2 separate regions of the Homo sapiens genome follow, and region 1 is linked to region 2. Evidence: chromatin loops called from intact Hi-C (ENCODE). Cell type or tissue: heart left ventricle. All regions are shown on one strand. Each heading gives the region's core, and the rest is flanking DNA. Links, peaks and the distances in the headings are about the cores only. Region 1 overlaps SERPINI1 (serpin family I member 1). Region 2 overlaps SERPINI1 (serpin family I member 1).

The links. Hi-C counts contacts between places; a loop is a spot of excess contacts. Peaks named below come from ENCODE experiments on the same cell type or tissue, not always from the same donor. Only the 100,000 strongest peaks of a DNase experiment are listed, where the experiment ranks them.
Region 1: a loop joins it to region 2, with 1.9 times the contacts of the local background. A loop is called at or near these places in 7 of 110 quality-filtered maps.

Annotation. Positions count from the first base shown.
Region 1 is chr3:167,748,600-167,764,241 of GRCh38, reverse strand. All of the region lies in intron 1 of SERPINI1 (serpin family I member 1), which reads right to left. Among named protein-coding and RNA genes, the nearest start is that of SERPINI1, 21 kb to the right of the region's middle. RefSeq lists an enhancer at 13,634-13,753. In heart left ventricle, for the core only: no CTCF peak of the experiment used is centred there; no DNase peak of the experiment used is centred there.
Region 2 is chr3:167,808,492-167,824,133 of GRCh38, reverse strand. SERPINI1 (serpin family I member 1) reads right to left here. Exons shown (of 9, transcript NM_001122752.2): 7 at 1,062-1,148. Among named protein-coding and RNA genes, the nearest start is that of SERPINI1, 81 kb to the right of the region's middle. RefSeq lists a silencer at 7,828-8,027. In heart left ventricle, for the core only: no CTCF peak of the experiment used is centred there; no DNase peak of the experiment used is centred there; H3K27ac peaks cover 2,936 bases.

The DNA of each region.
Region 1 (15,642 bases), core at 4,280-12,279, 60 kb after region 2:
AATGTGTTTGGCTTAATAATCACAGCAGTTAGCACCATCTGTTGATTGCTGTCCTCAGTGCCTGTGGCAGGAAGGCTCTCTGTGGTCAGTTTTCTTTTTGGTTGTGGCTCTCTTGCTGTTCCTTACTTTTTAGCCATTATAATTGATGCAATTTAAAAATTATTTAAGTGTTTTTTGCAATAAAGATACCAGGAAACAAAAGGTGTCCTTGGGGAGTGAGTTAAGATTTAGATCCTAGTATAATTCAATAGTGTGTGCTCTCTAAAGATCATTAGTATTATTAATGTGAGGCAAAAGTTCTAGATTAAATAGCTTTTGGGAGAATATAATTTATTCAGAATGACATGACTTTAAAGTGTTTTCATAACCTATTATTAAAAAGAGAGACAATACAACTATTTCTCAAACCTGGCACTTCTGAGTGTGTGGTCTGGTGATTGCTACTTCAGAATTTCCTAGGAGATGGTTAAAATCCAGTTTGGGGGTTACATCACCAAACTCTTGAAAAAGAAATTCTACATATTGACCTCAGTTGCCTGTATTTTTAACGGATATTTCAGGTGATTGTTAGACACACTCAAGTGTGGAAAACGAGCTGGTAGAATACCAACTGGGATATGCCTGTCAGTAAAATCGTGGTATAGCAGCCTGAGCAACATGTTGGAACTGCGTCTCCACCAAAGATACAAGATAAATTAGCTGGGCGTGGTGGTGCACACCTGTGTTTCCAGTTACTTGGGAGGCTGAGGTGAGGGGATTGCTTGAGCCTAGGAGGTGGAGGTTGCAGTGAGCCAAGATCACACCGCTACACTTGAGCCTGGGTGACAGAGTAAGATCCTGTCTCAACACACACACACACACATACACACACACACACACACACAAAACTGTGGTTGAAATATGACAGTGGTGGCATGAGAGGAATGGGAAACGAGGAAATAATTGAGCAATAATTACAAGCCAGACCACTTATTCCTTTGCAATCTACTAGCTGTGATTTTTATCTTTTTTTTCTAGCATTATTGCCTAACATCAATTTGCTCCCTAGACTGCAAGCTCCATGAGGAACAGAAACCACATCCGACCCACTTAGGACTACCAGGACCTAGCCCACTGCTTGGCCCAAGTCTGCACTCAATGTTTGCTGAATGAATGATTTAGGTATATTTTCCCTACTTACACATGAGCCAACTGAGACCTGGGGACTTTGGGTAGATTACCTAAAATGACACAGCTGAAAAATAGTAAGCAGAGAATCAATCAGGTCTGGCTCCAAAGTCCAGACCCCTTCCTTCCCAACATCCCCTCCTTGAATTGAATGTCACCGGGCATTCAATTTGTTCGTAAAGGAGGCTTCTATCTACTTTGCCTGTTAAACATTCAAGTCTTCAAAAACCTCTGTAAGGAATTTTATTTAGAAAATAAGTCATGTAGAATATTAGAATGTGATAAATATCCTGGAAAAAAAAAACCTCAGTGAAAGGGGATAAGAAAGTAAGGAGGTGAGAGGGAGTATCGCAATTTTAAATAAAAAGATTAGGAAGCTTCACTGAATAGGTGATTTTTGAACAAAGGTTTCAAGGAGGAAGGTGAAGAAGCTAAACTCTGGATATCTAGGGTCAGAAGCCAGGGATTAGCAAGTGCAAATGCTGAGGAATGAGTCTGGTTAATCCACAGATCAGCAAGAAGCCAATACAGGTGGAATGGGGAGGCTGAGGTGGAGAGTGAAACTGAAAGCCTCATTAGACTGAGTTAAGGAAGAATGGGGAACAAAAATTTAGAAACTGAGCAAAGAAAACTCTTGAAGAACAGTAGCTGGGTGGAGAAGGGAGTAGTCAAGAAAGAGTTTTCTTCGTTTTCTAGTTTGTTTAAGACAGGAGAAAAAACAGCACGTTTGTTTCCTAGGGGTAATGATCTAGGGGAGGGGGAAGTTGATTATTTGGAGGAGAAGGGCACTGCAGGAGTGGTATCATGAGGAGAGGAGAGGGAATGAAGTCTAGAACACAAGCAGAGGCATTGACCTTATAGAGAAGCACCGACAACGTATCTATAGAAACAGGAGAAAAGGTAAAGTACATGGGTACAGATGCTTTTGGGTGGAAACAAGTGGTAGTGAGTGTGGAAGTTTTCTGAAGGTTTCCCTTTTCTCTGTGAAATAGGACATGGGGTCCTTCATCGAGACCAAGGGTGGAAGGAGGTGCTGGAGAACCTGTCTTAAGAACGTTTTTCATGGCATTCTACTTATAGGGAAAGTACCATACTAGGTATTTCTGCTTAAACATATGGAAATATCTTAAGCACAGACTCCTGCCAAGGTAGTATTACTCATCTTTGCTTAGAATTAGTTTGGAAAATAAATTGTACAAGTAATGAATTTTGAAAAATAAATAGAGATTGAAAACCTTCTCCTCTGTTCCCATTTGTGTTGCAAATTTATTCTCCCCAAGTTATTTCATGTTCTGAATGTCACTGAGAAATTTGGTAGATTGCTGAGCTGCACCCCAGAAGTGAGTTTCTAACTATAATTTAATTAGAAGGGTCATAACTACGTTTTACCATATGGGGCTGCCAGATGTAATCAATGCAATATAAGTTTGAAGAAGACATTATTGAGTGTATTGAAGCACATTTTATAAGCAATGAAAGCTATCATTTATGCAACAGAAATTACTCTAATGTCTTATGGAATTAGGACATGAGTAGACTATACAATGGTTGGAGGGTGGGTTAAGGTAGAATGAGCCTACACAAGTCAGATAATAAAGGTATTACTCACTAGTCCTCCACCCCACCACATCAATCAAATCTTTAAGGCAAACATGGCTTAAAGTTTTTATGCTACTACATTTGATGATACAATTAGAAATTGTTACAATTGGGAATTTAGTTTTATTAACAGAGAATCTGGGCAAAGGCATCAGCCATTAAATAGAGGCCCATAAAGTTTTTAACCTGGGGACAATGAATAGTTTAACAAACTAAAATTTCTATCACCAAACTTTTCATCTTTTTATTTGGGTTCTTCAAGCCTCAAAGCTGTTGCAACCCAGTGGCTAGTCTTGCAATGGATACACTTATAAAAACACCTGCAATCCCAAATGTATTAAGTCTATTGTTCGAAAGTCTGAAGGCAGGCTTGGGGCAAAAGATCACACGTGAGTAAACCATATGAGGCACTGTTTTCTCCCTCTCTAGGTTAGGTTAAAGGTTCTTATATAAGCAAAGAGTTCATTTGTTCTAAGGAACAGCTGTTGTACTAGTGTTAAATCTTGTTCAAATACAGATGCATAAATTCCGCATGTCACCAAAACAATGACACAAGCTCAAGATCCAAAACTACCCACCCTGCAGAAAATAATCATTTGGTTTAACTCTGCCTGAACTTGCCTTTACACTGTTATTTTCAGAACTGTGTGATGAATTGATCTTAAATGTTAATGCCTTACATCTCCCTTGTTGAACTTATCCTCTTTGTAGGCTAATCTGAACACGTTTGAAACCAATGAAGGAAAGGACAAGTTCAGGTAATCTGAATTGCGTAATCTTTGGCCAGATTAGATAAATCCAGAGAGATGTTCCACTTAAACAACCCATAGCGTTTAAACAGGTTAAGTGCTGTAACACAGTTAAGACACACACACACACACACACACACACACACACACACACACACACACACAATTTGGAGCCAGGCTTCCAGAACTGAGGAAATTCTTGTCACCAGCTCACCAATTAAAGCTGAGGCTGCATGTTCAACCCAGAGACATAGTATCAGAGGATTGGAGGTTATATGTATTCTCTGATCAGATGCCTTATGCTGCTGCCCTGGTGCCAGAACAGCATATGATCTCACAGTTCCCAAGCCAGTCAGGAATATATATATATATATATATTTGAAATTAGTTATCCAGCTGGCAGCAGGCACTTCTTTTACCAGAACCATTGCAACTATGGTAACATCTAGTTGATAACCCAGAGGAATTGATGAGACATCATAACTAATTTAAGTTTGCCAGAAGCAGAATTTTAAGCACCATTCCTACTTAGAATGATATTCCTAATTCCTTTCACCTGGCCAACTTTTAATCTTCTTTCAAAGCTCATCTCATTGAAGATGACCCCCAACAAGTCATATCTATTTTCATATATGTACACGTGTTCAAAGGTATGATGAGAAACAGGATATTTGTATAACCTTAAAGTATCCAACCACATGACACTTTTTCACAGATTGGAAACTAAGGACACGTGGCATATATACATACGTACATACATATATGCAGTGTCTTGACTACAGAAATGTCTGTCTCTTGGAATGCTACAGAAATACCTGTCAGAATATGAATAAAAACAAAACTGGATTAAGAGTGAGAAAACTTGGACTTCTATCTACTCACTAATCTGTGTTATTTATGGCTTTTTTTTACTTTAGCTGGAACTCAGTCTCATTCATTACTTCATTTATTTTTATTTTAGTTTCAGGGAGTACATGTGGAGGTTACATGGACATATTGTGTGATGCTGAGTTTTTGGCTTCTAGTGAAAATATCACCCAAATAGTGAACATTGTATCCAACAGGTAGCTTTTCAACACTCACCCCCTTTCACCTTCCCCAGTTTTGGAGTCCCCAGTGTCTATTATTTCCATCTTTATATCCATGTGCACCCAGTGTTTAGCTCTGACTTATAAGTGAGAATATTTGGTATCTGATTTTTTGAGTTATTTTAATTAGGATAATATTAGGCCTCTGGCTACATCCATGTTGCTACGAAGTATATGATTTCATTCTTTTTTATGGCTGCATAGTACTGCATGGCGCATATATATATATATATATATACCACATTTTCTTTATCCAATGTTGATGGACACTTAGGTTCATTCCATGACTTTGCTATTATGAATAGTGCTGTGATAAACATATGAGTAAGGTGTCTTTTTGATAAAATGATTTATTTTCCTTTGGGTAGTAAAAAAAAATCTGTAGTCAGATTGTGGGTAAAATGATAGTTCTATTTTTAGGTCTTTGAGAAATCTCTGGAACTCAAAGTCTATAAAATGGGAACAATATGCCTTCTCTGTCTTTGTAAAGTAGTTATGAGAATGAAATAGTAAAGCCCAGCAGTTTCTGTAGAGAGGAAAATGGAATCTAACAGAACACCTGGCTCTATAATGAGTGGCCTTGGGCAAGTCACTGAAACAACTGGAATCTATTTCCTGTGTCTAATGTGGATCATAAAAACATCTGTATCTCTTAAGCTTCTTTTATAAAGAGCCACTCAAATATAAGAGAGTGTTATAACCTTTGTATTTATTTTTAAAACATTTTAAATTTTAATTTTGAAATAAATTTAGACTTACAAAGAAGTTGAAAAAAAGTAGAGTTCCCATATATCCTTCATTCAGTTTCTCTAAATGTTAATATCTCACTTATAGCTAATGCATAATCATCAAAACCAGGAAATTAACACTGATACAATGTTATTGAGTAATCTATAGACCTCGTTTAAATTTTTTCAATAATGATCTTTTTCTGACCCTGGATTTTATCTAGGATCCCATATTGCATTGAGTTGCCACATGTCCTTAGTCTCCTCCAATCTGTGAAAAAGTGTCATGTGGTTGGATACTTTAAGGTTATACAAATATCCTGTTACTCATCATATCTTTGAACACTAATTTTAATCTGTTAATGATTATCTGCAACAATGATTAATGCCATATTTGACACACTGTGATTTTTCTATTTCCATCATTCTTTCTACATTCATCAATTGGAATTCTACTATAAGAAATAGCTGTCCCTTTGCTCCCATTTACTTATGTATCGAAATTATTTTTTGTGTCAGTAGAGACTCATAGGTATTTATTTTATTCTACGGGCTATAATACATTGCTATCATTACTTATTTTTCAAATTGTCCCAGATTTGTTATGGACTTTTTAGATGGTCCAACTCACATAGATCAATGTCTTGTTAAAAATCAATCCATCCAAAGAAATACCTCTTTAAAAATGTAGCTTGATTAAAATGTAAGCTTAGACAAGAAAAAATGTGTGGGGTATCAGGGGACACAGGGCACCGGATCCACACACCTGCAGGTCCAGAATGAAGACAAAAGACTTAGAAAGATACGGAGACATTCAAAATATGAATCCGTGTAAAGGAATTAATATTACTTCCTGTCTGTTGCATAGGGATTTGTGTTACATAAATCAGAATGCTGAATACCCCTGACATTTATACTCTGGCTGGAGATTTGGTTTTCTGACAATTGTCAAGAAGAACATTTAGGAACATTTATATTTTTCTTTATTTTTTGAGATGGAGTCTCACTTTGTTGCCCCAGCTGGAGTGTAGTGGCGTGATCTCGGCTCACTGCAATCTCCGCCTCCTGGGTTCAAGTGATTCTTCTGCCTCAGCCTCCCGAGTAGCTGGGATTACAGGCGCAGGCCACCAAGCTCAGCTAATTTTTGTATTTGTATTAGAGATGGGATTTTGCCATGTTAGTCAGGCTGGTCTCAAACCCCTGAACTCAAGTGATCTGCCTGCCTCAACCTCCCGAAGTGCTAGGATTATAGGCATGAGCCACCACACCCAGCCACAGTTAGGAACATTTATATCCCTGGTTCATTTGAATATACAGAGGCCAACACGGAGTATGATTACAAGTTCAATGACTATATCTAATAGTGTAATATATATTTTGTGTGTGTGTGTGTGTGTGTGAGAGAGAGAGAGATCTCACTAATTGAGGCTCCTTTAAAAACGAGAATACTTTTTGAAAACAGGTAACATTAACGTTCATTATGATTTGTATAACAGAAATTCCTATGTAACACCAAGGAGATCATATTAATTCCTTTACTCATGTTTGTTTATAAAATCATTTATTAATTCATCATGCAAATTCGTATTTTCAGTGTTTAATACATCCCAAGCACTGCACAAACACCACGGATATAAGCAACCATTATACACTGCCTTCAGTGACCTTGCAGTTTAGTGTGAGGTCCTTTCAAAAGCTGGTCTTAGAAAAAGCTCTAGGCTTCATCAGTAAAACAGGAGGGTTGGTCTTTGATCTTTCAGATTCCTTCCAGCACTAAAGTCATTTGATACTGTGATTAACTAACTTGATTATTTAAAGGTTGCTGTTCAATGTGCCTTTCCCTAAAAATATCCTAATCAGTAATAGATGCACTTTTCTCTCTTTAATAAATCCTTTGTAGCTGTTTTATTACTCACTGAATTTCACAGAATTGATTCCCTACAGGCAGAAAACCTCATTTACATAGAGTCACTAAGTCTATTTTTTACATGGTGGCTTAGACTTGTGACATAACGAAGAGTCAGCTGAGACGCAGAATACATTATTTATAAAGTCTGAAGCAGAAAGTTGGTTGCATATTGTAGATACTTAGATGTTCTGGTCTTCTTTGGATTAATGGAAATCAAATAGCTAATCTAAATAACTGCAGTGGTGGACTAGAAATTGCTTTTATGGCATGACTGCCATAGTCATTACAAGGGGCATATGCTTATATATATTTTTCAAAAAAAAAGATGACTTATCTTTTAACTAATGGCTAGACATGTTTATTTGGAAGTTTAATTACAAAAGCAATTTTAGGGCTGGGTGTTGCGGCTTATGCCTGTAATTCCAGCACTTTGGGAGGCTGAGGTGGGTGGATCACTTGAGTAGGGGAGTTCAAGACCAGCCTGAGTAACATGGTGAAACTCTATCTCTACTAAAAAACAAAAACAAAAACAAAAACAAAGATGAATGTGGTGGTGCATGCCTGTAGTCCCAGCTACTTGGGAGGCTGAGATGGGAGGATGACCTGAGCCTGGGAGGTCAAGGCTGCAGTGAGCTGAGATCACACCACTGTACTCTAGCCTGGGCAAGCAGAGTGAGACATTGTCTCAAAAAATGTGGGGGTTGGGTCAGGATGGTGGGAGAAATTGTAAAATTATGGGAAATAAACACAAAACTTCTTGGAAGGCCTGGGGGTTTACATAGCTTCAGTAAAGTGTTTGACTGAAAGCAGCTGAATTATCTTAAAAGCATAGGGCATGGATACCTAGGAATGTAGAGGAGTTTATCTAAATAACTTGTTTACTCATGTGGTCCTAAAACTAACCTTTGATCATTCGTGGGCAGGATGGCTCTCTGGGGTTGGGGGCAGGGGTCAGGGGGTGGGGAGAGTGACCAGGTTAATTAGCCTCTAGTGGTGCTGACTCAAAGCCTTTGTCATTTAATGTGTGCTGAATAAATGTCGGAGGAGCCAGCTAGTCAGGGTCATGGCTGCTACATCTCTTTCAGTCAGCGGCCTGGTCCCCTAGCCAACTCTTTCACTGAATATCAGTGTCTGAGTACGTTATTCATCCGTCATGCAGCTGGGGTCTGCAGGACGGACCACAGCCAAAAAAAAAAAAAAAAAAAAATCAGCAACACCTACTTGTTTTAATAGCTAATAATATAGGCTTTAGGTTTACAAAGCTAAACTATTTCAGTAGTACCAGAATCTGAGAGATTACAGAAGAAAGTGAAAAACAAATGAAAACAAAGACATTTTTAAAAGACTATGCCATAATACCAAGGTCACATTTTACATTTATTGTAATTTCAAGTATGAACAGTCAGTGATTTTGATCTTCATTTTACAAGGTTCCAGTACCAACCACAGCCTTCTTATGGTTTCCTCTCTCTGAATTGCTTAACCTAAAATAACAAATATTTTTACAAAGTATAGCTCTATCTTAATGGGCCCTTTTGAAGTACTATAAGACCATCATCTATTTCCTTGAAACAAGAACTTATTTTTACCAGTAAGTTCCTTTTAAAATATTGAATCTACCAGTATCCTTGGTCACTTGCCTACTCCAAATCAGGAGTGAATGTGCACTGCTGGTGAAATCTGAAATGACTTTAAAAGGAGGTCCATTTGGAGTGATCGTGATAATGCCATGTGCTTTCTTTCAGAGTTTCTTAATTAGGAAGTGCTTCCAAACTACCATCCTGAAATAGGTCATGGATTAATATGCATGATTCTTTCCCATACAGCTAAACTTAAAAAAATGTAGTTGTGGAGTTATATCTTAATGCTTACAATGAGAGCTATGGCCCAGTAACCTGGTAGGATTGTTGAAAGACTGGAATAAAAGTCAAGAAGGAATGGGATTTGTTGAATGAATGTTTTGATCAGACAGCAGAACAGTTCATTGAGCTGCATGAGGCTGCAGGAAGGAGCTATCAAAGATATCTGTGAACAGCAGGAAAGAAAGAAAGAAGGAAGAGGAGGCCAACTAGGTGGTCAGTTAATAGGGAATGAAAAAGTGCTAGCAGGGATCCAAGAAGCAAGCACCTACTCAGGGTTGGGTAGGACATGGACAAAAATAGCTTGAACCTGAACTCCATGGTGGACACGCAGACCAGCAAAGATTGAGAACTCCTGAAGTGGAAGAAAATGAAAGGATTTACCTGGATGAATCTGGAAATCCTATAGTGTGGCAGTTCTGCTATAACCAAATAATGCAGTTGTATTCAATCAACTTCCCTTCTGGATTATACCTCTAACAGAAGTTTTTCTTCTAGTGGATTTATCTGATTAGTGACACTTCCAGTATGTTCCAAGGACGTGAAAATTCAGATTTTGCACTGTGGATTTCCTTATGGCCAAGTCATAAACATTAATGTTATTCTTTGTTGACATTTAGAATATTCAAATTTGAACAGTGTACATATACTAAAGAAAGCACAGATAATAGAATCTGTAAATTATGAAAATGTATGTGCCACAGAAGTAGGACACTTAAAGTTGCTTATTTTTGTTGTATACAATCAAAATGCTTGTAAACATTTTACAATTATAGATCAATGGAGGGCTTTAAGAGACACTTTCATCTATTCCAGTTGCTGAAGATGCATCTCTGTAGCCCAGGGTCTAGCTGTGTGTAATGTGTGGTTCAATTGGTTGGTGAATTTTCACTTCCCCTATTTCTGGGATTTGTGACAGCCTGTGGTGATTCTGACCTTTATTCCTTTATCCCTCCTGGATTTCATGCCTAATTAACCAGTATAAAAATGAATACAGAGCTCACAAATTCTTAAACTGGATAAAACAAAGGTAAATGTGGCATAACTGCATCTCTTCCAACCAGTTACTGGGAGTATAAATATTTCCCTTGAAAAAGCAGCTTGAAGTAAGGTTAATACATGATTTTGGAGAATAAGAAATCTACTCCTCTCCCCCTTTTAAAAAACATTAAGGGCTAGCAAATGCCTTTAAAATTGAATCCAAGGTAATATATCCAGAGAGACACTCTATCAAGCACACATTCTGATATTTCTTACCAGAAGAGAGACAGTAGCATCACTATATAATTATTTCACAGTTCCTTTTTTAATATACATTCTTTAGCCTAACAACACTGATAGTCTTCTGATATACAGTTCTCCTTTATTAGCTATTATTCTTGTGACATTGGTTCTAGGCAAGATTTAGACATATTTTCCTTAATCTTTGCTTTAGCACACCTGAGGAATATGATATATTCTTCATGAAAAATAGCCAGTCTGTAGTAGGCACTGGACATGAAGTATAAGTTTAGGTAGTTTGAAAAAAGGCCACAGGGGTAAGTTTAAGATACCCACCTCACTGCTCCCCACCCCCAATCTTCATAGGGTCCCAAGGCCTCTGAGAATCACTCTTGTAAAAAATGTGAGAATTATGTTTTGAAAAACCCACTAGGGTTTCTGGCATTATTGAGTACCTGCTATACATTAGATGCTTCCTATATTTTCTTTATTTACCACCCTTATAGTTTCATGAGAAAGGAACTTTGTGAAAGAGGAAACAGTTCATTTACTCAACAAATATTTATTGAACATCCCTAATTATCAAGCACTTTTCTGGGCACTGGGAATAGAGCAGTGCCCTCTACACAAAATAGACAAAATAACTGCTTTGAGAAAGCTTACAATCTAGGGGCTCAGAAAAGTCACCCAAAACAAAGATGGGATTTGAAACCATACCACATTTCCAAAAGCCCCTCACATCCTCCTCTGAACATCTGGCTTTCCTCAAGCATCGACATCCAATATAGACTATACTTTTCATTTCAAGCAGAGAGCATCCACTGTGTACTGGGCCCTGGACATGGAGGTGAAAGCAGCAGACAAGGGCTCTGCCTTCACAGAGCTTACATTAAACGAACACACATGCATTAAAGCACCTAGTTGAAAACTGTGTTAAGTGCAATGAATAAAAAGTAATAGTGTGTCACATAAAAGAATAACAGGGACCTATTTTAGATTAAGGAGAGAATCAGGGAAGGCCTCTCTAAGCAAGTGTTATTTAAGTTGAGACATGAGGATAAATAAGAGTTAAGGAGGGAAGCAGTATTCCAGACAGAGGGAATAATATGAAGGCCTGATGGCAGAAAAGAGCTCTGTGATTAAAGAACTGAAATAATACAATGAACAAAGGAAAAGAAGAGGCTGGCTTATGAGGTAGGGGCTAGGTTATCTAGGCCCTTGTAAGCAGCAAGGATGTTGCATTTTCTCCTAAACACAGTATAATTTATAAAGTTATACAGGAGAGAGTATGGGGAGTCTCAAGCAGAAGCTGAAGAAGAAATTGGGTGGTTATTGTAACAATCCAGGTGAGAGAAGATAGTTGACTATGGGGGTTGCAATGAAGATAGAAAAGGGATAGTTAGATTATGGATAGACTTATTTAAAAAATAAATTGGACAAGACAGAGGTAACAGTAAGGAAGGGCGAGTCAGGATTACTCCCAGGTTTAAACTCAGCCAGCTGGGTAGGTAGGTGGAGCTGTCCTTCATTAAGATGGAGAAGGCTGGAACAAAAGCAGAGAGGGGTGAGATAGGGGATCATGAATTTTGCTTTGGATAGGTAAATCTGAGGTGCCCATGAGACATCCACTTGGAGAGTTAAGAAAGTAGTTAGATAAATAAGGTCAGAGTTCAGAGTGTAGGTCTGGGTTAGAGATACATTTAGGAGTTATGAGCACATTTGGATTAGAGTTTTTGGGGAGTGTGGAGAAGAGGTGCCCTATGGCCAAGCTCTGGGAAACCCAAACACATGCAAGACTTAGGAGGATGAAGAGAGAAAATGACCTTCCTTGAGAGCTCAGGGTCTGGCAGAAAGCAGGAACACAATGCATGTTTATTACTAATCTCAAAACAAACCTGTATTTCAGTTTCTCTTGAAAAACATTTTCCCCATTTGGCATAACTATTGTATTAGGTTGAACCATATAAATTACCTTTTTTTGGTAGGTCAAAAATAGTCAAATGTTGGCAATTTCACAAAGTTTAATTTCATACAACACAATTTGAAACAAAATCCATTTATATTGTGGGACAGTATACAGTTTTAAAATGTCACTTCACACATGAAGGAGAATCACTAATATTGGAGGCTTTATTATCGTACATGAAAAAGATACTAGATACCGTACTGGAAAAGATATTAGAACAAATCATACATAACGCTGCATATGATGTACCAATTAGTTTCATCCTGACAGTTGAGTTGACAGCCTGAAAATGCCATTGACAACCCATCACCATTTGTGTCGATAACCTCAACACTATTCTCTGATAAATCTATATATTTAGCGGAGTAATTTAACACATCTCAAATTTTTCATCTGGCTTAAGAAAAATCTCTTATTTCCTATTCCTTTCCATGTGGAGAAAACATTTAAAGGAAGTTAACAGATACGGTTGACTGCTTAATAATTTAATCTTTGCTTATAGAGACTAAGCTTTGAAAAACTATTCTGATACAGTTTGACTTACTTTGTGTAATTACAGGGCTACCTCATTTTATCAAGTAGACATATTCCAAAAACTATGTTAATAATTCAATAGCATATTTTAAATTTACCAAGGTGCTCATGATTGAAAGTTCTGACAAACTCAGAAGTCTGCAGTTTCTTAGCAGATAATATAAATGTGTGAATTGGTCCAGTATAATGGAGAATAGAGGAGTCTGCGGTAACTGAAGAGGATATTCCTTACCTAAAGAAAATCTTTTTTTTCCTAACATAATAAACTCTGCAAAACATAATTTAGCTGGCAGGAGGTGAGACAGAAAGATTTCAGTCTGTCAAACTGCCAGTTTGAAATGCCTAATTTAAAGTAAGCTTGCCGTGGATTTTCTATTCTTTTTTTAATATTATCATGAAACATTCTCTAGTTTTTGTCTGAAGTTAGAGTTTTTATATATTGATTTTATTATTTTTATAGGGTTTAGATATGTAATTGCAGCTGTCTAATTTTTTAAGAATGCAAGAGAATTCATAGTTGAAGAATGCAAGGTACAATATACAAATACTGTGAAGTAAATATGGACAATTCCATAGAAATACACAAAGTATTCTGGTTACTTCTGAGATCATAATTATATTGCAGAACTATGTTTTGGCTGGAAACAAATGCAAACTAGGTACTGTGTGGTGATACCTGAAATAACCTATATGATTTTCTATGCCCCACTTTCCTCATCTATGAAATGAGAATTATGATAGTACTTGTCTCATACGATTGTCATAAAAATTAAGGGTGATAATGTATGGATGTAAAGATATTAGTGCTTAGGTCACAGTAAAAAGTTCAGTCTCAGAAACAGTGAAGCAGTTCTGGATTTCCTTCTAGACAACACCCACTGCCTCCTGTAAACCTTTCACTTTCTCTTCACATACTAATAATAGCCTTCACATGATACACAAATAAGCATCACGAACACGTGATGGCAAACCCATTGCTCCATGTTGCCTTTTCTATTTCATTAATTTCTATGTGCAGTCATCTTGTTCTTACTTTCCCAAGCTACACTGCATGGCTGAAAAAATATTTCTCATAGAGCTTGCTAAATTCAACCTGGGAAGAAGATATGTTACATAATGTGTAATTAATCATTTCATATGCACATTTCTGAAACAGACATTTCAGTGCTGTCATTTTAGATATTTGGGTAACATATACATGTAGTGACATCCAGAAAAAAAAGCAAAGCTTTGGTTTCTTTAATTTCTCTGAAAATAAGTCATCCCGGCTGGGTGTTTTATCAATAGCTGTGAATTTACTTTTTAAGCACCGAAATTTATTTTTATTTTACCCATTTGCATGAAACTTTAACAAAATATATAATTCACTTAGTTTTTCCAGAAAAGTGGAAATGTAACAATTAATCCTCTTTCTTATGCCTGAAGGTCATTTTTTAAAACTTTCTGGCTCTGTCCTTCATTCACCCAGCCAGTATCTACTGAGCACTACATACTGCCCCACAGCTTATGTCTCTGCACTTCTCTGAGGTCAAGACATGAACCCTTCCGGCACCTATGCTTTCTTAGTTTCTTAGCTTTTTTCCCCTCTCATCTTTTGTTTATATTGAGTCACTGTTAATTTGTCTAAACATATAAACAGCATTCAATAGTAAATTAAACAGTTTATTAACAGTAAACAGGTTCTGCATAAAGGCTAATGGATAAATAAGGTGAATTTCACAGCAAGGAATTTGGCTGGGTTTGTAAGCTTATTTCCTGCATTCTAAGGTGTGTTACAGTGGAAATTCTGGATCCTTTTAATAAATGAGATATTCCTGTTAAAGTTTCTCATTTATAAGTCATTCTAAAAAGAAGAAAAGAGAACACTACTTAAAATATCAGTTGGTGCACTATTAGATTTAAAGTGAGACTGGGTTTATGGTTTTAAGTCATCAGCCTTATAGTCACAATTGTCTTGTATAAAGATAGCAATTACTGTACTGTAGCTTGTCATGTATGGTTAATGGTCCTCAGTGATGGATTATTCATGCCAGGCAGCTAGCTGAACATTATGTTTTAATGATGGTAAAAAGCATAGATGTCTTCATATGTTTTGTGGATGTTGAGAAGGAGTCAAACCAAAAAATAAAATGTTCCCATTAGGGTAAGGTAAGACATAAAAGGAACATTGTATGAGAGTAAACTAGAGCAAAAAAACACAAACAAAAATTTAAGACACAGAAGAGAGGAAATGAGATTCAGTATTTTAATGAAAGTTGACTTCCTTAATCATAAAAGCAAGGGGATAATTTCAAAATAGTGATATATCAATATCTCAGTGAGTAATTTTTAATAACATGAAGCAAACTGAATGTACATAAATATAATCCTTGTAAAGATTTAAATGCTTTACGTTTTCAGCTCATTTACAACGGTTACATTTTGAATTATTACAATTATTCTTTCTTTTCCTGCTGCTTGACTCAAAACTTACTCCTCTTCATCAGTTTCTCCCGTATCCCAAACTAGTGGTAACAAACCCAAATGCCTACAGAGGCCAGGGAGGCTGGGAAAATGACCAAAAAGAGCTCAGTGTAAGACAACAGAGCATGGTACTCATTGTGGAGAACTGGTATTTAGATACAGTTAACACACACACACACACACACACACACACACACACACACACAGAGTAACACACTCTGTCTTACCTGTGTGCTGACTGCTGACCTATTTTGTAATCCCTGAGCTAATTCAGGGACAAAACTAGTTGATTTCATACTCAAATTCCCTCAAATCCGCATCATCAATGCTACCACCTCTGAGACGTTGTCATCTCCATT
Region 2 (15,642 bases), core at 4,328-12,327:
TTTTGAGTAAAAGGAAGGGGGAGAATAAAGAAAAAAATCCCCAAACAAAAACTGAAGAGAGTTTCTCTATATTTTCAAATCATTATTTCTTTTGTCTGAAGCGGGTATTTTTACATAGGAAGTCACCAGGTTTCTAGTAAGTGGTCAAGATGGCAGTGATTAAAGGGAAAATATAACAGTGAGAGATACAACGAGGTATCCTATGACTGGGCTACTAAATTCCCCTGAGATCCTCATTATAAGATGATATATACTTGCTGCAGTATAGTTAATTGTCAAAAGAAAGTCCAGATTACATGTAAGATTTCAAGCTGTCTTGATGCCTGAGGCTACTATGCTCTTATTTACTTCGGAAAATACTATCCTATCATGAAAGTGATAGAGGTGGGGTATGTTGGGATAGTTAGTGGGTACGAAAATACAGTTAAATAGAATGAAGATCTAGTATTTGATAGCACATCAAAGTGATTATAAGTCAACAATTTGTTGTACATTTAAAAATAACTGGAAAAGTATGATTGAAATGTTTGTAATAAAAAGAAATGATAAATGCTTCAGGTGATGAATACCCCATTTACCCTGATGTCATTATTATGCATTACATACCTGTATCAAAAATATCCCATATTCTCCATAAATATATACATTTGCCATGTAACCATGAAAATAAAAAATAAGAACTTTTTGCTGACAAAATTAAGAATCAACTTCAGCAAATAATTTGGTAGGAAGAAAAATGTTTAAATGGGTAGCAGGAAAATATTTAAAATATTTAAACAGGCAGCACAGCAGAAAAAATCTATTTTCGCAGAACTGCCAATGTCCTCCTGTCTCTCATTAGAGAGAAAATGAAGATGAGAGTTATCTGTAAAGGGGCACTGGAGTGAGTTCACACTTCACATTCTATTTAGAAAATTCCGGCTGGTTCAGCATTTGCTTGACTTCTAAGTTAGAGCAGAGTGACTTTTTTGGCTTCATTTTGAAAATGACCCCACTCCCCACTCAAGATTGCTCTAAAAATACAAATCTAGAAGAGGGGAGAAGATTCTAGCAAACAGTACCTGAGACAGCAGCAGCTTCTGAGCCTTCTTCATTAACCTCTAGGAAGGACTTGTGAATTGCTTTGGAAAGAAAAATCTCCTTATTATCTGCAAAAAGAGAATCAGAAATTTTTTTTTTTCATTCAGAGATAGGAAAATATTTTGCCCTTTTGTTAAATGGATTTTAGAGATCTAAGAGACTGGGATACTGAAGAAAACCTAGGAGATAATGTTAAAAGATTTCATTAATGAGATAACCATTGAAGATGTGGTTTTTAATTTGCCCTCATTTTATATTCTTTTGCTAATTTTCTTTTCTGTTTTTATTGGTGGTTTTCCCATATGTATGTCTTATATTTTCAGAAAAAGTGGAAACTTTTTTTACTAGTGACTTCAAATTATTTCATAAGTCAAGACTAAAATATCTCACACATTGCTCTTTAATTTTAAATATAAAAGTATGAAATGAAAACAAGTAAAAATTCAGAAACAGCCAGAATAAAAAATTTTTTCCTTTTTTAACCTAATATTTAATTACTATGATAATGTAAATACCCTTGGCAAAGAAAAATGAAATTGACTTCTAGATTCATAATGTAAATTTATGAAAAAGTTACTTTCCATTACAATTAATTGGTTTATCTGAGGATTCACAAACACGTTTTATCCTAAGATAAGAGGAAATAACACATTTTTAGCATTAGGAGGACTGTTTTTCCCTTCCTATTTATGCCTGTTTTAAGGTAATGGCTGTTATAGGCTATATTATGTTTTACACAAATTTATATGTTAAAGTCATAACCCCCAGTACTTCAGAGATTGACTATATTTGGAGACAGAATTTTAAATTTAAATGAGGTCATTAGGGTGGGTCCTAATCCAATATGACTAGCGTTCTTATAAGGAGAGGAAATTTGGACACAGACAGGTACAGAGGGAAGGCCCTGTGTAATGGTTAATTAACTCTACGTGTCAGCGTGGCTGAGCCATGGTGCTCAGATATTTAGTCAAACTGTCTGGATGTTTCTATAACAGTGCTTTTAGACGAGATTGACATTGGTAGACTTTGAGTAAAGCAGATTACCTTCACAATGTGGGTAGGCCTCATCCAATCAGCTGAGGGCTTTAATAAAACAAAGACTGGCCCTTCCCAAGCAAGGAGGAATTCTGCCAGCAGGCTGCCTTTGGGTTGCAATTTTTTTCCAGGTCTCTACCTGAAGATTTTGAGCATCCAAAGCCTCCATAATGATGAGCCAATTCCTTAAAATTTTTCTCTCTTCAGAAATATGTATATAATGACTAATTATGTATGTATATATGTTTGTATATTTACACATACATATGTTACAGGATCCTTGGGGTGTCGCTTCATCAGCTGGAAACCTCTGTTGCCAGTGGTGCCTTTGCCTGAGTTTTGCCTAGGCCTGCTGGGTTCATTGTGCCCACTCGGCCTGGCAGGCTGCACTTGGCTTGTGCTACCAGCCCGGATCCCACACTTGCCAAGGGCGAGCCAGGTGTGGAGTGGTGAGAGGCATGTGAGTGAGCGAGCATGGGGTCTGTCTGCTGCACACAGTCAGGCACTCTGGCTACTGTGGGGCAGGCAGCTCCAGGCACTGGCATGGATGCTGGCTCACTGCTAGGCTGCAGCTGGACCAGAAGTACCACAAGCAGCTTCCACTGCTGGCACCAGGAAATGTGGTGGCGTTTGGAAGCTTGGAGACACCGGGAACCGCAGAGCTTCAAAGCGGGTGTCACAGCCCTGGCTCGGGAGCTACTAGGTCTGGGCTCCCTGAAGGGCCACGGCACTTCTCTTCTCTCTTCTCTCCTTCTTGCTGCCTACAACACGGCGAGCAAGGGGCATGTTTCAGCCCTATTTGTGTTACAGCTCTTTCAGTCCTGCCATTTGGTGGGTCCCAGGTTCTTGTCTCACATCCAGGAAGAATGAGGCATGTAGACAAGTGGAGGGTGAGCAAGGCAAAGAGGTGCTTTATAGAGTGACAGAACAGCTCAGAGAACTGCAGTGGGTAGCTCCTCTCTGCAGGCGGGTTGTCCCAACGAGTGTCCAACTCTTAGCAGAGAGGAGACCCACAGTGGGTAGCTCCTCTCTGCAGGCAGGTCATCCTGTCATCTGCTCAAGTCTGACTGAGTTTGGGGGTTTTTATAGGCTTCAGAGGGGAGGAAGTATGTGCTGATTGATCCATGGGTGGCCACAGGTGGCGCGGAAAAAGCACCGTAAGTTCTCATTCTGGTCCACAGAACTGGCAGCCTGGACCCCAGGCCTCAGGTCATCCCTGGCCTGAAGGTGGGGTTTCACTGGGGACCCTCCCCTTTCCACCCAGGAGCCTGTCTGCCTCCTGCCACCATTGGCCTGCCCTCCACAGTACCCATGGCATCCAGGCTGTCCGTGCTGAGCGGCGCCTGCAGGCCTGCACTGAGCTGCCTTTAGCCCCCTCTTGGCCTCCCTCCCATGCTCATCAGTGCCCAAAGTCTGGAGGGGGCCCAGTCGGCAGGGGGTTGATGTGTCAGCACTGCCCCAGGCATGTGCACACCCGGCCAGCTCATGACAGCACCTGGACTGGGCCACAACTTTGCTCAGAAATCAGAGTGGTCTCCGGGATCAGGGAGAGGCCAGGCAGTAGGAGCAGGCACTTCTGAGCCTGCAGTGGGCAGGGGCTTCCTGGGCCTGGAGAGTGCAGAGATGCCCAGGTCCACAGCAGCTGTGCCCAGGTTGGCTGGGCTCCCGCCTCTCCAACTCAGAAGGGGGCAGGCTTCCACTTCTTCCCAGCTCCTGCTGGCTCCATGGAGCATGAAGCCCTGGCTGCTCCTCCCTCCCTTGCTGTAGCCGGGGTCATGGGAGCGGCCACTCCAGACAGGCCACCACTGCCATCATGTAAATATGACTAATATACCACGTGAAGATAGAGGGGACAGACGGCCATCTACACACCAAGAAGGGAGGCCTCAGAAGAAACCAACTTGCTGACACTTTTATTTCAGACTTACAGCCTCTAGAGCTGTGAGAAAATAAATTTCTGTTTTTTAAGCCACTCAGCCTGTTACTTGTTACAGCAGCCCTAGCAAACCATAAAATGGCATTCAATCTTGGGGTTTCAACTTTTCCCTAAGAAAGAAACAAAACAAACAAAAGATGCCTCAAATACATTTTTCGAAAGAGCACAGGAGAGTAAGAAAAAGAATTACTCAAATTTATAACCCCTCTTTCAATTCCAGGAGATCTAATTCAGATTTCAGATAAATAACTTTGTTGCTGATGTCCAGCATCATTAAAAGCACAATTGATTTCCCATTAGGTTGCTTAGTTAGACTTTGTAAGTATCAAGTTCTACCCACAAAATACATTTTCCTTCAAGCTTTGAAAAGCACATAATTATCTTGTACATATAAGGAAGGATTTTCAACATTTTGGTACATCTGTTACAGAGGACCTGATTACTTTGAATAAGCCCCAAGACAACTAACAATGGCATCTCTGAATATACTTTTAATGGGAATATTACTTCCTCAGATCTTATTTGGTATTAAGATATAAGTAGTGCATTATTAAATAGTCCATTTCACATATTATGATGTTTTCTTCTAGAATGTATTTGTTGACTAGAAGAAAAATAAAAAAGCAATCAAGTTTTCACATTTAGTAATAAAGTATAATTAGCTCCCTCAAATCCAAAAGAGTAGTGTTTTTTTTAAGAAAAATTTAAATTGTGTTAAGTAACCGAATATATTTAGTTGGTAAAATCAGCACATAAATTTCAAGACAGTAGCTGGGCGCAGTGGCTCATGCCTATTATCCCAGCACTCAGGGAAGCTGAGGCAGGAGGATCACTTGAGCCCAGAAACTCAAGACCAGCTTAGACAATATAGTGAGACTTCATCTCTATGTAAAATAAAATAATACTAATTTTAATTTTAAAATAGTAATAATAAAAAAGAAAACATTTAAAAAATAAATTTTAAGACAGTAAAATATATTAACTAGCAGCTATTTGATGCTGTATTATTTTCAGATTCTGCTGCCCATTTTCATCAGTCTGTGAGTTAAGCATCAAGAGCCAATATCATGACCTTGAATACAAAGGTGCTAGAACCCAGTTCCTACAGGGTAATGAGTATCCACATTGTCAGCTAAGCCCTTCTGAAGAATTCTAAAAGGGGTTCTCCTCAAAGACACCACATAATATTCCAACTACATCAATTTGCACATAGGAAATTGCCTCCAATAGCTATGAGGCTTGACCAGCTGGCTGCAGTAGGCACTTTGAAACAAGAAAAATCATCCCTTTATTACTAGCCTGTGTCCCAAATGTTGTAATATCCTCTAGTCACCTACTTTATTGCCTGTTCGCACTTGCCCCACCAAAATGATGGTGGTGGTAGTTGTGGCAGGGATATTGCAAGGTACTTACGGCAGAAAGAGAAAGAAAACAAAGATGCTAAGGGTTATTCTCAGAGAGCTAGTTATTTAAAAGATAATGAACTGGACAAACTTTTAAACAAAATTCATTAAAAAAAAGAAGAGATTGTCCAAATAAACAATATTAAGAGCAAAAAAAGAACATACCCAAGAATATGGAAAATAATTTTTTATCACAAAAAATACTATGTATAATTTTCTGCAGTAAATGTTAATTAACTTTATGAGATTATAAGTTATTTACTATGAATATCTATTATACATGATTTGATAAGTTTTGATAGATATACATATATCTGTGAACCTTTCTCCACAAATAAAATACAAAATATTTGGCCGGGCGCGGTGGCTCACACCTGTAATCCCAGCACTTTGGGAGGCTAAGGTGGGCAGATAACCTGAGGTCAGGAGTTCGAGACCAGGGTGGCCAACATGGTGAAACCCCGTCTCTACTAAAAATACAAAAAAATTAGCCAGGCGTGATGGCGTGTGCCTGTGATCCCAGCTGCTAGGGAGGCTGAGACAGGAGAATCTCTTGAACCCGAGAGGCAGAGGTTGCGGTGAGCCGAGAACATGCCATTGCACTCCAGTCTGGGTGACAAGAGTGAAACTCCATCTCAAAAACAAACAAACAAACAAACAACCAAAATATTTCCATCTATCCTAAAAAAGTATTTGTTCTTTTTTATGCGAATAATTTTGAAAATGAAGAGATTTACCATGAGCTAGACTCTTTTATAGAAATGTGTAAATTATAAAATTTGGCCGGGCGCGGTGGCTCACGCCTGTAATCCCAGCACTTTGGGAGGCCGAGGTGGGCAGATTACAAGGTCAGGAGATCGGGACCACCCTGGCTAACACGGTGAAACCCCGTCTCTACTAAAAATACAAAAAAAATTAGCCAGGCGTGGTGGTGGGCGCCTGTAGTCCCAGCTACTCGGGAGGCTGAGGCAGGAGAATGGCGTGAACCCAGGAGGCAGAGCTTGCAGTGAGCCGAGATCCGGCCACTGCACTCGAGCCTGGGCGACAGTGCATGACTCTGTCTCAAAAAAATAAAAATAAATAAATAAATAAATAAAAATAAAATTGAGTCAAGGAAAAAAATAGAATATTTGAATAATCCAGTAACCATTAAAGTAATTGAATCAGTATACAAAAACTTTCTCCATCCTTGAAATTAAAGACTCCAAGCCTAGATGGTTTTCTAGGTGATTTTAACCAAATCTTCAAGGAACAGATAGGATTGCCTGTTGTAAAACCGTTCTAGACATTAGAAAGAGAATAAAAGCTATCAAACTCATCTGTGGATATTTTACTTTGCTGTAAAAAATGAAAAAAACCCAACAATATAAGAAAGAAAATCATAGACCAAGCTCACCTATTAGCGTGAAGATAAAATTCCTTAGAAATCAGAAAATTAAACTTAGCAACATATACAAATCATCTTTTTGAATGAATTTCAATGGATGTTACAGTGTGTCATGACTCAGCAGTAGAGAAATGCTCTCCTGACTGCCTCCAGTTCACCTTAAAGCTTCCTCCGGGATGATCTTATCAAAATACAAATCAAATTATGCCACTACTCCACTTAAAACATTTTATCCCCTCTCCTGCTTGCTCTCCCTCTCACCTCACCTTCAGTATATTGCAAACCTCCATACCTGCTCAGTATAAACTATAAGGACCTCCATCAGGCTGCCTTTGCTTCCTTCCATTAGCATTCTTTGCCCCATATGCCGTGCTTCAAATTATATGAACTGAAACAGCCTCAACATAGCACGCTTTGTCATTTCTGTATCTTTGTTTCCCTAGAAGCTCCCTCAACTTTTGTTGTATAGTAAGACACCTAATCTAGTTTAGAAGCTCAGCATCTAGCTCTGTGAGGCTTTTTCTGCTCTCCTCTAATTCCTAAATCACTAAAGTAGATCTGATCACTCTCCTATTGAACCCAGAAACTAATTCTATTGAAGCCTTTCTAATATGTCATATTTGCACTGATGCTTCCCTCTTCCTGGACAGTCTACTTCCTTAAGGCAAGGATTGTGTCATTTTTCTTAGTAACCTTGTCTTCTGGCATATAGCAGGGTCTAAAGAATGAGCTAACCCTAGTAGAGGGAGTTTCCTGGTAATGTTCAATTTTCCAGTCTTTAACCCAGTATACTGTCATAGACAGGATTTCAGTAATTGTTGAACGAAAGTGGTTAACTATTTCATATTATAAGACTTTGGGTATATAAAGTCTTTCAGTGTCATCTGATGTGCACTATGACCACAACTCTGTTCATAATTATGGTTATAAAGTTTATTCTTGTAATAGGCCGGGCATTGTGGCTCATGCCTGTAGTCCCAGCACTACGGGAGGCTGAGGCAGGCTGATCGCTTGGGGCTGATCGCTTGAGCCCAGGAGTCGGATACCAGCTTGGGCAACATGGCAAAACCCCATCTGTACAAAAAATTACAAAAACTAGCTGGGCGTGGTAGTCCCAGCTACTCAGGAGGCTGAGGTGGGAGGATCACCTGAGCTCAAGAAGGTTGAGGTTGCAGTGAGCCAAGATCGCACCACTGCACTCCAGCCTGGACACAGGGTGAGACCCTGTCTCAAAAACAAATTCTTTTTAAGTTTATTCTTGTAATAAATAAAACATAAGACAATAATCTAAAGTAGACGTTCCAAGAAAATTGACAACAGCAGCAGAGAGGGAAAAAGTGCAAAGGCCACATACGTGCTAAAAGACTTCAAAATCTGATTGAGTAAAAGAGTAAGGAGAATGGGATCCAGCAGACTAGTGCTATTGCATTTATTTCAAAGACAGCAAAGATTGAATGCAACGTTTGGATTCCCATATCATGATTAACTGCTACATGAGGGATAGCAAATGTCTACACCTGTAAATGAGACCTTAAGACAATCAGCCTTCAGAAAAACACCATCCCATTGGATACATAAGTAGAAGAAAATGGACAAATAAGAAGGCCGGGCATAGTGGCTCACACCTGTAATCCCAGCACTTTGGGAGGCTGAGGCAGGCAGATCACTTGAGGTTAGGAGTTCAAGAGCAGCCTGGCCCACATGGTGAAACCCCGTCTCTACTAAAAGTACAAGAATTAGCCTGGTGTGGTGGCATGCACCTGTAATAGCAGCTACTCAGGAGGCTAAGGCCAGAGAATTGCTCGAACCCAGGAGGCAGAGGTTGCAGTGAGCCAAGATTGTGCCACTGCACTCCAGCCTGAGTGACAGAGTGAGACTCCATCTCACAAAAAAGAAAAAAAAAGAAAAAAAAAGAAAAAGAAATCACATCACAGGTACTAAGGGGAAAAAAAGAAAATGAAGCCTTTTTTTCTTGAGACAAACTTCAAGCAGTCTCATTAAAATAAAATATAACCAGAAAGTGGTCTAAGCAAGCATGTGTCTGCAGCCACAAAATCTTAGAAGTAGATCAGGTCATGCAGAGAAACAGGCGATGTCATGCAGTAGACAATCAAGACCATCTTTCCTGCTAGGCCATACACTCTTCAAGGCCTGGACTTTGCCTGTTCTACTTATCTTATGCACAACACCTTGCACACTGCCGGGTACCAGGTATGCACTCAGATATTTGATAAATTGAATCAGAATGCAAAGGGGTATGAAGGAGACTTACACTGATGAGCTTGTCTTGTTGGTTAGAGAAAAGTTAGCTATTCTCTCAAACAATCAAGCAAAGGCAAATAGTTTTTTGTTTTTAAATCTGCTGGCACCAAGCAGCCTTTTCCTTCTGGCCACAGCAGACAGTGCTGCCAAATGACTGGTCCTACTTTCCTCCAGGCAGCATGAGGCCAGGATTTTTACAATGGATGAGATGGGAACAGGGCCAGTAAACCCTAGGTTCCCCCAGAGAAGAACTGGGCAATAATTCAAGCTCTTCTGAAAAAAGCAGGGCAAGACTACAAAGGCATTCATTCAGTCACTTAGTAAATATTTCTTCAGTACCCACTACATATGCGGTATTGTGCAGGGCACCAAAGGCTCTAAGTATCTGAGATTAACATCATGCTTGCAGGATAGCCATCATGCAAGTGTAGGCCACTACTTCCTCTGTGGCACTGTTCCTAAATTCAGCCAATTTAAATAGATTTCTGCGTCATGAACGGCATGCTTAAAATAACAAAATGACGAGAGTATTATAACAGAACCCTAGCATACCAAAAGTGTCTCTGTGCTTTAGTTGCCAAAATATTTTTAGCTTCAGCCCCACCCATGAAATTTATAAAAGTTCCTAGAATTTGAGTTCTCTTACGATAGGAATAATGTTTCTTTGTTTGCTTTTCTGGATAGATTTTTTACAAAACCAGCAAACATTCATTTATTGGTTCATTCATTCATTCATTCATGTGCTGAGCACCTACTATGAGCCAGATGCACCAGGTATACTATGATGAACTAAATAGTTCCTTCCTAATGAGAGGAAAGCAGACATCAAATAAAAGAACAATAAAAAAGTGAATCAATAAATGACTACAATTTCAGGGTATAGTAAGTATAACTAAGCTAACAAGATAAGGTGATATGTTGGTTAGTGACTGGGGCAGCGAAGAGGAGCTATTTGACACAGGTTATTCAGAAAGGTGGGTCTCAGAGGGCAAATCTTAGCTGAGAATGAAGGAATACAAAGGAGCCAGCCACTGGAAGAAATAAAGGGAGAGTATTTCAGATGGAAGGAAAAGCTAGTGCAGAGGCAGATACAAACTGGGCATGCTTAAGGACCCAAAGAAGGGGCTGTGTGGCTGCAGTGGGGAGGGCAGGAAGTATGAGAGAAGTCCCCATGCTTGTAGCCAGGTGGGGTACAGTGAAATTTACTCACAACACTCACCCACTCGGTATCTACCCTGTCCCCCACCACAAATTCTCTTCTGTGTTCTGGGGACAGAAAGATGTCTATGCTTTTGAATAGCTCTGAGCTCAGAGACAAGTATGTAAACAAATAGTCTAGGAGAAAATGAAACGTGCTAACAGAGGTGTGTGCAAAGTGCTACCAGATTCCACATAAGGAAAAGTAAACCATTTAGGAAGGAAGAGGAATGTCAGGTCAAACGTCTCTGATGTGTCGACCTTTCAACTTGCTCTTAAACAATTAGTAAGAGTGAAAAGTCAGAGAAGGCAAGATGGACATTCCAAGCAGAAGATTCCATTTGTAAAGTGAGAGAAACTTTACATCCCCAGTGGGGATCTCTTGAAGGTCCAGCTGGAGCCTGAGCTATGAGGAGGTTGGGGAGTAGGAGAGGACATAATTTTAAGAGCTTTGACGATGATGCTAGAGAGCCTGGATTTGTCCAGAAGTAATGGGACACAATGCTTTGATTTTAGAAGATAGCTGTGGCAGCTGCTGTGCAGGGTGAATCAGATAAGCAAACAGCTGGGGGCAGGAAGATGAACTTTGTTAGCTGTTGCAGTAATCCAGGCAAGAAAGTAGAAGAATTGGAATTATGGCAATGAGAGAAATAGAGCCTTGTAGTTTACAGGCGCAAGAAGAAAGAGAACAAACAAGGGCAGAGGGTAAGAGTAGGTCCAGCATAAATCAACAGCACTTGAGTCTGACCTGAATATGGCTTTTGGTGTGTCTTCTTAATTCCTTTATTTTATTGGCTCCTTTATTAAAGCTTGTACTTGATGCTGAAGGATTTAGTACTCTCTTTCTCCTTCCCCTTACACCTTCCAAGAGGATTATCTATTAATCCAAATGCTGACAGTCATCCATTTCCATTACAAAAATAGACCTTCTCTATAACAGGATCCTCGCTGCAAGTAGATGAGCATTTTAAATAGAGCCTGAGAAGAAAATGATTCTCAGCACTTTCTATAATCCATGTTTATTGTATGAGCCTTTACTGTGTTTTATGTTAATGGAATTTACCAACAAAAGCAATGGATATCAAATTGAAATAAAAAATAAATGTAATAAATATCGAGCATCTCATTTTATTCATTTCTTCATTCAGTAGGTCCTAAGCAGAAAGCACAGTGCTGGGCACTATAGGAAACATGTGTAAGAATCAATCTTGGAGGGTTTAAATTCTGGCAGGGAATATTAGACACATAAATAACAATAATATGAGATAAAAAGATATATGTGCCATAAAGAAAGGCACAAGGTATCAGGAATTTAAGAAGGAACGATTACTTCTGGTTGGTGTAGTCATGATGCCTTGATGAAATTGGGGATATTAAAGCTGAGGTTCAGTGCAGGAGATTTTTCTTGTGGAAGAGACTTCACAAAGGCAGAGAGCTGGGGACAGGTGAGACACAGAGTGAGTATTTAGTTTGGCTGGGCAGGAGTTGTGTATATGGAATCAACCAGAGTGAAGCCTGGTCTCAATGCCCTGCTGAGCAGCGGATGGGGCACAGGTGACTGAAGGCTGGCTTTGAACAGGAACTGGAATGATCTAAGAGTAAGTTTTTAAGGCGATTAATCTTGGCAGTGGCAGATAAAATAGATTAGATTGGAGAGAGATTGGAAACTGTTTAGAAGGCTATTGAAATAGTCTACAACAGCAGTAATGAGAGTCTCAAATAAGAGTGGATGCCATGGAATAAAAAATGAAAGAGTGGACTTGAGAGGTCTTAGCAAAAGATCTCAAGTCACTCCGTTTTTCTAGAAGCAAGAGAAAGCAAAGCAGGTTTTATTTTTCCCCACTGCTAAATCACATATGCTATTTTTGAAGAAAGATACAATTTTATCACATAATTTAAGAAAGTAACAATATAATGATAGTACTGAATTATTCTCTGGGTGATTTCAAATTTGCTAATTAATTCTATTATTAATGACTTTTTCTTAAATAAGAAACAAGGTCTCATTATGTTACCCAGGGTGGTTTTGAACTCCTGGACTGTCCTGTGTAGGCCTCTCAAAGTGCTGGAATTACAGGCATGAGTCACTGCGCCTGGCCTATTAATGGTATTTTTTAAAAGTTTTTTCTAATTTTTAAGTAACAATTTTAATTAAAAAAGCAATACATATACAAGGTAAAATTCCAAACACTACAGAGCAGTATATGAAATGAAAACTCCTCTTTCATCTAAAGCCTCTGTCCCGTGTTCCAGAGGCAACTGCCGTTATCACTTTCTAAGATATTGTTCAAATATTTTCTAGCCATTTAAAAGCCTATATACATACATATATTGTTCTATGTCTTTTCATTTCTCTTCTTTTTCTTTTTTTTTTTAGCCATTTCATATGCTTGACTCCTCTGTCTTTTGACCTAATATGTTCCCATTCTGTCTTTTAATTTTTTTTTCTTCTCTGTTTCCACATGCTTTCTCCAGTATAGGATTTCTCAGCCTTTTCACTATTGACAATTTTGGCTGGATAATCCTTTGTTGTGGAGGAGCTCTCCTGGGCATTGCAGATGTTAGGAAGAATTCCTGGCCTCTTTGCCCAGATCCAAAATCTGGGCAAAGAAAAAATCTTCTGGAAAGAATTCAGCATTCTAGATGCCAATAAAAACACTGATGTTTCATGGAAGGAGATCAAAATAGCAACATTAACAGGGGTCTGGAAGAAGTTGATTCTGACTTTTATAACTGACAGTTTCAAAATTTCATTGTAGGAAGTAACTGTGGATGTGGTAGAAACAGCAAGAGAACTTGAATTAGAAGTGAACCCTGAAAATGTGACTAGATTGCTGCTATCTCATGATCAAATTTAAATGGATGAGGAGTTGCTTCATAGGGATGAACAAAGAAAGTGGTTTCTTGAGATGAGATCTACTCCTGGTGAAGATGCTGCGAACAACGTTGAAATGACAACAAAGGACTTAAACTATGACAGAAACTTAGTTGATAAAGCAGTGGTAGGGTTTGAAAGGACTGACTCCAATTTTGAAAGAAGTTGTACTGTGGGTAAACAGCATTGCATGATACAGAGAAATTGTTCATGGAAAGAAGAGTACATGGATGCAGCAAACTTCATTGTTGTCTTATTTTAAGAAATTGCCACAGCCACTCCATCCTTCAGCAACCACCACCCTGGTCTATTAGAAACCATCAATATCAAGGCAAGATTCTCCACCAACAAAAAGCTTATGACTCACTGATGGCTCAGATGATCATTAGCATTTTTCAGCAATAAAGTATTTCTACATTAAGGTATATGCTTTACTTTTTCAGACATAATGTCTTTGTACCTTTAATAGACTATGGTATAGTGTAAATATAACTTTTATATGCACTGGGAAACAAAAAATTCATGTGACTCATTTTATTGGAATATTCACTTTAGTGCAGTGGTATAGAGCCAAACCTGTAATATATTGAGGTAAGCCTTTATATATCCTAAACACCATGAGATTCTCATTAAAGTAGAAACAAAATGCATGCAAATAATTTTCCTGGGTATTTATGGGGGTTATGAAGAGTTATAGACATTAATCATCAAGGTTATGTTATTTGGAGAGGAAAAAACTAGACATATGAAAATGATACCAACCTTACAAAGCAGAGCATATGGTGCTCAAATAAATGATGAAGAGATAAATGCTATTAATTTAGAGGAAAAAAAGGGGCAAGTTTTATAATTAAAACAATAATTTTTGAATGAATGATTCATAAATTAATGTGTGTGTGCATGGCATGGGGAATGTAAGGATATATTGGTTAGGGTGGATGGCATACTGGAGCTGCTTAGACTCTGGCAAAACTAATAATGTAATAATCAAAGAATTCCCACTGAAAGACTGGGAAGTTTGCTTTAGATCTTTTATCAAGTGATCTTGAAAACCTGAATGGGGTGGTATTTGAGAATGGCAAATCCAGGATTTTTTTACTTATGTTTAAGGGGGCAAATAGTCCTTAGACTGTATGTAATGTGGGGCCAAATAAACCTCTTGTCTTCTTCCCCTCATCTTTTTTACCCTTCAGTGAACATTCACTGTGTGTCAACTATATGTCAGTTTTTTACAAGGTACCAGGAATACAACTGTGAGTAGGACACAGAGAAGGATTCAATTCCCACGGAAGTTTTGATCAAACAAACAGATACTTTGCATATAGAATGTATTAATTCTCTGGAAGATTCTAGTGTTATTTCCAATCTCTAAACCATCTGTTATCATAATGCATATTTATGGTCTATTGTCTCTGTCTCTGCAAAGGCAATTAAATATTACCTTATAAACCTTCCAAATATGTTAGAAATTATAAGCTACACTGACCACAATAATTGATTTCCCACTGCAGTGCTACTCCGTCAGGACTGAGAGGCAGCAGGTAGTCTATTTGTTTGAAATAACTTCCTAGATGTTTGGGTGAGACAGTGAGGAATTACTAATCAAACTGAAAATAGAGCCACGTTAAGAAAGTACAATGTAATTATCCAATTGGAATTTGGCCAGTATGGTAAGACAGATTTCTCTCAATTCCTAAAGAAGAGAGAATGACAATGTTAAATTATGCTAAGCTTCAGCCATGAATATATTTCTGACTCAGGTACAGATACCACATTATATTTTGAATCTCTACCAGTCCTACATTCTTGATAACCCCATTGAAGAGTTCAGAGCCCTAGAAGCTTGGATATAAGCCATGAAAACATTTACTCAGGGAAAGCTCATTTCTCTTATGTGGACAGGAACATTTATATAGTAGACATTTAGAAAAGCTCTATTAGTGTTTAGGGCTGTAAGCTCTCTGAACGAGGGGTAGAAGTTGTACCAAATACATTAGTATCAACTCATTGCTAGAAGCTGAGTGCTGTTTAGAAAACAACACGTTCAATCCTAAATCTGGGAGGACAAAGGCTTTTTTCATCACAGACACACTGAGAATTTCTCGAAAGCTATTAATACGAGCCCCCCAAACTGTTTCTCTCTCACACACACCTACATGTATATGTGCAGATGCATTGTGTGCACATATTTATATGCAATTTCAAGGGTTGGAGGGCATCAGCTTCTCTGAATTCAGTCTATGGGCCCTCACACTCCAGGTTTAGAAGCTATAGTTTGGTCAGCTTGATTCTCTATAGGCTGCTGCTTCAGGCTAAGAAAACTAAATTCTCTCCTTTAACACAGGAACTGCTAAGGAATCTATCATCTCAGTGCTATTTGGAAATTTGGGTTAAATAATTTGCATATAAAGAGGCCTTACATGTTGAGTTTCTTTTATCTTAATATATATCTATCTTTATCTCATCA